Regions from separate parts of the Homo sapiens genome. Here all the other regions are linked to region 3. A link is a contact called in ENCODE Hi-C data. All regions are on one chromosome and are shown on one strand. The core of a region is the stretch at or near the end of the contact, and the rest is flanking DNA. Distances in the headings are between cores, read along the strand shown. Region 1 holds the start of ZFHX3-AS1 (ZFHX3 antisense RNA 1). Region 2 holds the start of CMTR2 (cap methyltransferase 2). Region 3 holds the start of AP1G1 (adaptor related protein complex 1 subunit gamma 1).

Region 1 (2,714 bases), core at 37-2,536, 860 kb before region 3:
TTTTCAAATGGTCTATGTAGGCAGTAAGCTGCTCATGGAACATTCTCTTTTGAAACCCTGGGCATTTTTTGATCTCTTACCCATTTATCAAATCTCATCACATTAAATGGCTCCACAATGCAGGTGGCCTGTGTTTTCCTAAGTGCCTCCTCTTCTTAAGAATGTATTACTCAGTTCATTAATGTTTCATACTTAAGTATTCTGTGTATTTAATTTTTTATTTAATGAAATTTCTAACCTTCAGGCTGACGAATTATTCAGAATGTTTCATCCAAGCTGTTGGAAAAGTGCTCATTAGCAGGGAGTTTTGAAGATGGAATTTTAAGAAAGGGGTTGGCAGGATCCCAAACACATATAGATCTAAGCTTTCATAAATGCTTCCCTACCTTAGCTATGGAGGAAGAAATTGTTGATAAGCAGATAAGTTTTGCTTTAGTTTTTACATTTTAGTGACAATAACAATGATTTCTGTGGTCTGATAAAAGATGTTCGTTTAAAGAGTTATCTGCAGAAAGCTGTGTGGTCACTAATGTTTACTTTCATTGACAAATGAGATCGTCTTGTGTGGGACTATCATCATCAAATGAGACACAACTGAAACTAAAGCAGCCATGCTTACCATTCGGTTTAAAATTTTTAAAATTAAAATAATGCTCCTAACGAAAGGAGTCTCAGCTGAATTAGTTTGAGTGTTGGCATGGACTGGGCTCAAATCACCTGCTCATCTTTAACACCTGCCTTCAGATTTATGGGCGATTAAGAACTTAAGTCTGAGAACCTATGAGACTGTCACAGAAAATAAAATTTCAGTTCTTCGTCCATTAACTGGTTCAGATGAAATTTGGGGTCAGAAACAACCAGAACGTTAAATTTCATTGTAAACTTAAATCGCATTCAATGGTTAAAGACTACAAAATGTATGTAGTGCAGTTAAAAAACCTCACACAGCAAGAGGTTATTGAATGTTTAAAGATCCAAAATTTCAACTTTTTGTGGTTAAGTACAGTTATGTTGGGTAACAAAGTTGACAGCAGGTTTCTGTTACCCCCCTGTTGGAGGAGGAGGAGGCGCTACCACACGCTTACCTTAGGGAAATAACGTGCACTTTATAACCGTTCAGGTAAATCGTTGGGTGAGAAAGAAGAATAAAGGACACAGCCGGTGGAGGGACCCCAGCACACAGTCCCGTGGGTGCTCCGGAGGAAACGGCCGCAGCCCCAAATCTCCTAGTCTCTCTAGCAGGGAGTTTTCCCGCGGAGTCTCGCCTGGCGGCCGGAAGCCACCTCAAGCCGCCCACCCGGAAGCCGTCGTCTTGGCAACTGGGTATCGTCCCACCCCCTTTTCTTAGCAACGCCTATCGCCTTAGACGTCTGAGGTCAGCCGAGCCTCGATTGGTTCCTCTGTCTTTCACTCTGGGAGACGTTTGAGACCCAGCGTCTCTAGATCTCGTATTTGAATTTGTGGCGCTTGGTGTCCGCGAGTTGCCGAATGAAGCTGAGCGTCTCAGTGGAACCAGGGATCTCAGGGGTGAGCGACCGCGAGGGGAGAGCGACGAAAAGGGCGGCCGGAGCTGGAGGGGCGCGGAGTTAAACAAAAAAGGGCGGCCGGAGCTGCAGGGGCGCCGAGTTAAACACGTCATTTCCAGATGGGGGGCTTCAGGCGAGCTGCTTAGCTCCCCTGAGGCAGGCCCTCCGTCTGTTCGCCTTTTCGTAGCCTCTGAGTTTTTCCCTCACGTCGTTTTCCGGCAGTCCCAGAGACGCCACGCCTGCCCCCGTTCTGTTGCCCCTGATGGAAGGCTCCTCTTAACGCTACCTTCCCTCTTTCACAAAATGTCTCTCAGCTTCCTTATTTCGACGTGCTTACACCTCCCCCAAGTATAATTCACTCCCCACTGATGTCTTTGGTAGTTTCATCCTCGTCTTCATCACTAATACTATGAGACACGGGGTGCGTGCACTTGACGATGTAGAAAAATGGTTTTCGCGCAACCTGGTGAGCGTCCCACACCTCACAAATTGAATCCAAAAAATTCCTTATTCATAAAAGATGCTGCTGTCCTACTCTTCCCGACCGGGAATATCATGACGTGGAAAGCAGCAAGTGACAGCGTTTTATAAAGCGCTACAAAAGTAAGCTATTGATGCGTTCACATCGGAAACATAATTGTTTTGTTTTCGGTCGGACCCTCTGGATCCATAGGTTTCGTATTGGGTTTATGGATACTGTTCAGACTTTGAAATGAATAATGCCAAAAGTTACGTTGGAGGACAAACTGAGGATTGATCCCAAGCACAAAAGTAACCACTGATTAAAACCTTCTCTTCATTAACCTTTAGCTTCTTTGTCTATTGTGATACTTCTCCCACCCCGGTGGATTTAATTTCCATTGAGATTTATGAACATTTTAGGAGTTTACAGTCTAAATAGACAGCTTTCCCCACCTCTCCTGTATATGACCATGAAAATCCTCTATTAACTTTCCAGTTTGATAATGCAGTATGAGCTTCTATATGCTTAGCCTCTAGAACAGAGATTCTTTTGGGGGTGGGGGGTCTTAGTCCTGTTTAAGACCCAGAGGAAAACCTTGGAGCTTTTCTCCAGAATATGACACATACACACAAAATTTTGTATTAGTTTTAGAGAGTTGTATTTTGTTTTAGTAGAAAAGAGATCTGACTTTGTTGCTCAGACTGATCTCCAGTGTCAGCCTCCCA
Region 2 (2,794 bases), core at 180-2,679, 520 kb after region 3:
GCTGAAATGAACATTTTGTCCAAAGTGAGTGCCAGCTGTTTAATTATCTCCTAAGGATAAACTGCGAGGAGGAGGAATTGCTGGGTTAAAATGCATGTCCTCTTTTTTTCCCGAGACGGAGTCTCGCACTGTCGCCCGGGCTGGTGTGCAGTGGTGAGATCTCGGCTCGCTCCAACCTCCGCCTCCCGGGTTCAAGCGATTCTCCTGCCTCAGCCTCCCAAGTAGCTAGGATTACAGGCGCCCGCCACCACGCCTGGCTAATTTTTTGCATTATTAGTAGAGACGGGGTTTCACTATGTTGGTCAGGCTGGTCTCGGACTCTTGACCTCGTGATCCGCTCGCCTCGGCCTCTCAAAATGCTGGGATTACAGGCGTGAGCCACTGCGCCCAGCCAAAGTGCATGTCTCTTTTCAACGTTTGCCTTCTGGGCTAGGCGGCTTGGCTCATGCCTGTAATCCCAGCACTTTGGGTGGCCGAGACCAACGGATCGCTTGAGTCCAGGAGTTCCAGACCAGCCTAAGATAGGGAGATGCCATCTCTCTAGGAGGATCGCGTGAGCCCGGGGAAGTTGAGGCTGCAGTGAGCCGAGATCGAGCCACTGCACACCAGCCTGGGTGAGGGTAAGACCTTGTTTCAGTAAACAAACAAATAAATAAGTTTGCCTTCCGTAAGGTTTCTAATAACGTTTTTCTTCCATCCACAGATGTAAACCTGTTTCCCCATAGTCACACCAACAGTGGTCATTACCAAGGTTTTACATCTTTGCTAAACCGAGTAAAAAGAAAACTTGCTGTTTTCATTTCCATTCTTGTCTAATAATAGTTTAAACAGTTTTGTATATCCTTAGTGGCTATTTGTTTGACTTTTTTGTTTTTTGGGAGGCCTGTTCTAATATTTGCTCATTTTCCTTCTGGGGTTGTTGGCCTTTTTCTTATTGGCTTATTAAGCAACATAATTAATATATATTATGTCATGTATATATAAACAATCTTATCTTGCAGTTCCCTAGTTTGGCTTTTAACCTATCGTCTTTTGAGCTGCAGTTTCAACCCAGTCTGTACAGGAAGTAACAACTGTCCAGAAGAGTCTGAAAGCCCTTGGGGCCAGCAGCCAGTGAGCGGAACCAGCACGTCCTGACAGACAGGTTTGCCCCGTCCCTTCCCTCCCTCCCCCTCCCCCTCCCCTTCGCCTCCCTGTCCCTCTCCCTTTCACCCCTCTTCGGGACGGAGCCAAAGAATGCTCCGCCTGCGCGCGCCGCTTCCGTTGCCATAGTGGCCGGGGGCGGGAGGCTGGCGCCTCCCAGCTTCTGTACTCCGCGAAGCAAAACCTAGGGAGCTGAGGCCTAGGCGAGGCGAGAGTCGCCGGCGTGCGTAACGTTGGCGCACGTGACTCCGGCCCGGCCTACAGGGCGCGTGCGCAGTGGGACTTGAGTGCCTCCTGGTCCCTGTCTGCCGGCATTCGCGGCTGCGGGGCCCGGAGGTGGGACTGGCTTCCCGGTGCCGCGAGGGCGGGTCCGGACAGCCTTCCCCCCAGTCCGGCGCACCATCTCCCTGCCTTGTGGCTGGAGGCGCCGCGGACCCAAAGGGAGGGACCATCCCGGGAAGCAGCCCCGAGAGCGGAAGTGCAGAATGGCTTCCTCGAGAGAGTAAAGTGCAGCCTCTCCAGACACTGGGGCCCCAGTGGGCGTGGGCGAAGGTAATCCAGGCCTGGGTACGATTCCGGGCCCTCCTTCGACTTCCCAGCGGGTGAGCCAGGGGCTGGGACTGAGTTTCCTCCAGGTCAGGGACCGGGCCTCTGGAGTGGGGTTTGGGACTTACTTCACTAGATGAAATGAGATATGGGGTGCCCGGCCCAAAGTCAGCCCTGGATACTCACTGGCCGTTGTTTTCACAGTTGCTGGTAGGAGGAGTTGGCGGAAGCACTTGGAACTCCTTTATAAGTGTCAGCTGTGAGGTAAAAACTGTTGATGAGATCTTGTGGGTTTTGTTTTGGGTTCACTAATTTGGGCGGGGGCTACATAACTGCCTACTTGAGTTTGCAATATGAGAATGGTAATAGCGACCCACTTAGCAGAATTATGATGTCACAAAGCTCAAAGGACTGTTTAATGAAAGGCTCAGAGGATCATATACTGGAAAATTTTTCCACACACGCTGTAAGCCACATGCTTTTTTTTTTTTTTTTAAGTCATGCATTTAAGTGCTGGAGTGAAGTTGAGGTGCACTATTAATGACTCATATTCAGAACCTGAAGAGAGAGATCCCTTTTGTGCTAAGTATGATATCCACTCATTTATTCAGTAATACTGAGTGCTTACTGTGTACCAGGCAATGTCCAACTTCTTGGAATGGTCTATGTGTAAACAAAACAAAGATCTCTGTCCTGTGGAGCTTACATTCTAGTTTGGGGAAGACAAATAATAAACAGTAAACAAAAAGAAGGAAGTTATAGGTTGGAAGTACATGAGTACCATAGGAAAAAAATACAGCGAGGTAAGAGGCATGGGGAATGCAAGATGCAATCTTAGGTAGGCTTCACTGAGAAAATGACATTTGAGCAAATATTGGAAGGAGGTGAAGGAGTTAGCTGTGCTGACAGCTGGGGAAAGAGCATTCCAGGCAGAGGGACCACCAATGCAGAAAGACTTTTGTCTTGGAATGTGCTTGGTGTCTTCAGTGAACAGCAGAAAGGCCTGTTTGGCTGGAGTAGTGAGTAAGGGAGTAGTAATAAAAATTAGGTGGCAACACAGCAAAAGTATAGTCAGAACGGTGGAGTGTCTGAATCACTTAAGTTG
Region 3 (2,700 bases), core at 157-2,656:
AATCCTAAACTCAAGATTTGTGGTTAGTTCTGGCCAGGCCGGTGGCTCACACCTGTCATCTCCACACTTTGGGAGGCCGACGCAGGCAGATCACCTGAGGTCAGGAGTTCAAGACCAGCCTGGCCAACATGGCGAAACCCTCTCTCTACTAAAAATGCAAATATTAGACGGCCGTGGTGGCGGGAGCCTGTAATCCCAGCTACTTGCGAGGCTGAAGCACGAGAAATTGCTTGACCCCGGGAGGCAAGGTTGTAGTGAGCCGGGATCCCGCCACTGCACTCCAGCCTGGGCAACAGAGCGAGACTTTGTCTCAAAAAAAAAAAAAAAATTTTTTTTGTGTGGTTGGTTCTGTTCTCTTTGGCACCCAGCCTGCTGCTGTGTTGTATTGTACTTTGTTGCCAATCTAGCAGAAGGATTTTAGTCTAGGTAGGTCACCTTTCCTTTAAACAGGCCAAGATATCAGGCCCTCTTTACATTCACATGGAAAAGACTCACGTCATATGTTAGTAATTATTTATCAGGTTAGGAACTGTCTGGTTAGACTTTCTTTGGCCCTGGTTATTAATTCATGGAGTCATAGACCGAAAGCCCATTCTGTAAGGGTTTCAGCTAACATGAGTCCAAGTCTTCTTTCTACATATGAGGAAATTGAATCCCTGGAGAGTTTAAGTGACTTGAGCAGTGCAAGCACCGCGGTACCGGGCGTGGAATCCATTCTTTTCAGTCATCCTCTTAACTCTTCATAAAATATGTTGCAAAGACACCATAAAACCATAGAATACCACCTGGAGCATGCTCCTTAAGTTATAAAGAAAGCAAAAATCTTAAAGGAGACAGCAAAGAGTTCGGGATTCCCGTGGACGAAGACCTTTTCAGCCCTGCTGTCTTCTCCGCCCCCACCTGTCTCGCTTGCTCTCACTTCCTGGGCTACCTGACTTAGCTCCGCCCCCTCCAGGTGGCTCCACCGCTTCCTGGTAGCCCAGCTCCACCCCCCCTACCCCCCCACCCCCCTACCCCCCACCCCCCTACCCCCTCACCAAGCGGAACCAATGTCCGTCCGCTACGGGGTAGGCCGGATCTTTCTCGCTCAGACTCATCGCAGCGGTGACTCGGCAGCAGCGTCTCGCGTCATCAGTGACAGCCCCGATCCTTGCTACGTTTGCGTCGCTCTGCCAGGAGCAGTCGCCTCCTCCTTGGCAAATAGTCCTCGGCAGGGTCCGAGTTCTTGGATAATTCGAGAGAAAAGGCACGATAAGTTGCAGTACGAGGACACGGAAACGACCAGGAGAGGAGGACAGGGAGCGAAGTTTCCTCAATAGTGTGTGAAGTTAGTTAAAAACTCCCTCCTTCCTCAGGATCCCTCCGCCTGCGGTAGCGGTGGTGAGGCCGAGGGAGCCGCCATTTTGGATGTTCGGTTCCTGCTGCCACTGCTGCCGCCGCCCCCGGAGCTGCTGGTTTCATTCGAGGTTTCGGGCCGGTGAGTGTCACTCCCGGCGCTGAGAGCATATTGCTGCTTTTGCCCCGCCGCTGCCGCGGGCGCTCGACCGGAAGCTTCCTTTCAGTTTCAGGGGTCCAGTCCCAGGCTGTGGGTGTTGAGAAGAGAAGACAGAGAAGCTGGGCCAGGAGAGGCCGGGAGCCCCAGGGGCTGCTCCGACTTCTGGAGGGCCGACCCCGAGGCCTCGGACCGGGAGGTTCCGCGCGCCGCGGCGTTCCGTGTTGTGGCGTTGCCCCGCCGGTACGGGCCTCCTTGAACCCTTGACTTTCTCAGGCTGCGATCTTTGAGGGCTCATTCAGGGAGCCTGGGGTTTAGCGGGGCGGGCCCCACCCCCGCGTGTCTTCTCTGAGCCACGTATCAGCGTTCTTGTGTCTTGTACCCGTGTCAGGTCTGTCAGATAACTCCCAGCATATCCAAATGCCCAGTTAATCGCTGCCTGCCCCTGCAGTGCCGTCCTCTCGGAACCGGACATCGGCCTCGCCTCTCTCTAACCTTCCGACCAACTTCTTTCCCAATTTTTCGTGTGTGTGTGTATATGTTGTTGTTTTGTTTTTTTCAACCTACCTGCGAGTATACTGTTTACCCTTTTCTCAGCTCCTGGCCCTGCGGACGTCAGCGTCTAATAATTCTCCCGGTCTTCCTGATTGCCTGAAAGAGTCGGGACGGTTCGGTTGATTGTGTTTCCCGGTTAGGACTCGGTGTAGGAGATCCATCGAACCACTCGCTCAGGGTAATGTTTATGAAGCAGATTATGTTTATGAAGCAGATTAAATGGCTTTTGGGAGGCAAGAGCTGTCAAATGTTTTCTCATATGTGGATTCCCTCCCTGTGCTGAATACTTAGCTTTTTGGTGCTTACTGACACTTGTGTGGTATTTTTTTTTCTCCCCTATTATATATCCCTGAGCACGGAAATCTGTCCATGGAGAAAAATATTAATCTGAGGTAGGTAGAAAGGAGAGTTGGGCTGCTTTACAGTGATTAGTTAACAGAAGGGAGGAGTTAGTGCTTTCTTAGTGACCTTAACTTTGAAGTGTTTGTACAGTAATGATCTTTGCTGACTGATTCTAAAAAATACTTGTAATGATTTCATGTATTGGGTTTTTCTGGGGATAGCTGAATTTTAAATATTCACTTCCACCGTTCCCTAGAATACTTGTCAAATACCTAACTTGTCACACACCCTAACTTTCACGTTTGAAAAAT

Evidence for each region. A loop is a pair of places that touch in the nucleus more often than their neighbours do. Pooled maps may share reads with other maps.
Region 1: a pooled map shows a loop between it and region 3 (13-fold over the local background). The contact joins the promoter of ZFHX3-AS1 here to the promoter of AP1G1 in region 3. A Hi-C loop is called at or near these places in 3 of 37 single-sample maps with no recorded cell type and 9 of 50 pooled maps.
Region 2: a loop to region 3 is called in a pooled map, with 17 times the contacts of the local background. The contact joins the promoter of CMTR2 here to the promoter of AP1G1 in region 3. A Hi-C loop is called at or near these places in 1 of 168 maps with a recorded cell type or tissue (ascending aorta), 4 of 37 single-sample maps with no recorded cell type and 14 of 50 pooled maps.

The regions. Positions count from the first base shown.
Region 1 is chr16:72,663,705-72,666,418 of GRCh38, reverse strand. ZFHX3-AS1 (ZFHX3 antisense RNA 1) reads right to left here and starts at 1,286. Exons shown (of 4, transcript NR_171704.1): 1 at 1,086-1,286. It overlaps LINC01572 (long intergenic non-protein coding RNA 1572), which reads left to right and starts at 1,449. Exons shown (of 14, transcript NR_126330.2): 1 at 1,449-1,527. RefSeq lists enhancers at 1,488-1,547, 1,588-1,707.
Region 2 is chr16:71,288,037-71,290,830 of GRCh38, reverse strand. CMTR2 (cap methyltransferase 2) reads left to right here and starts at 1,429. Exons shown (of 3, transcript NM_018348.6): 1 at 1,429-1,695; 2 at 1,894-1,953. LOC102723786 (a long non-coding RNA gene) reads right to left here and starts at 2,031. Exons shown (of 4, transcript XR_933707.3): 1 at 1,876-2,031. RefSeq lists silencers at 1,157-1,226, 1,307-1,676.
Region 3 is chr16:71,807,540-71,810,239 of GRCh38, reverse strand. It overlaps AP1G1 (adaptor related protein complex 1 subunit gamma 1), which reads left to right and starts at 1,406. Exons shown (of 23, transcript NM_001128.6): 1 at 1,406-1,477. LOC124903714 (a long non-coding RNA gene) reads right to left here and starts at 1,282. Exons shown (of 2, transcript XR_007065110.1): 1 at 1,038-1,282. RefSeq lists enhancers at 355-434, 995-1,684, 1,628-2,275.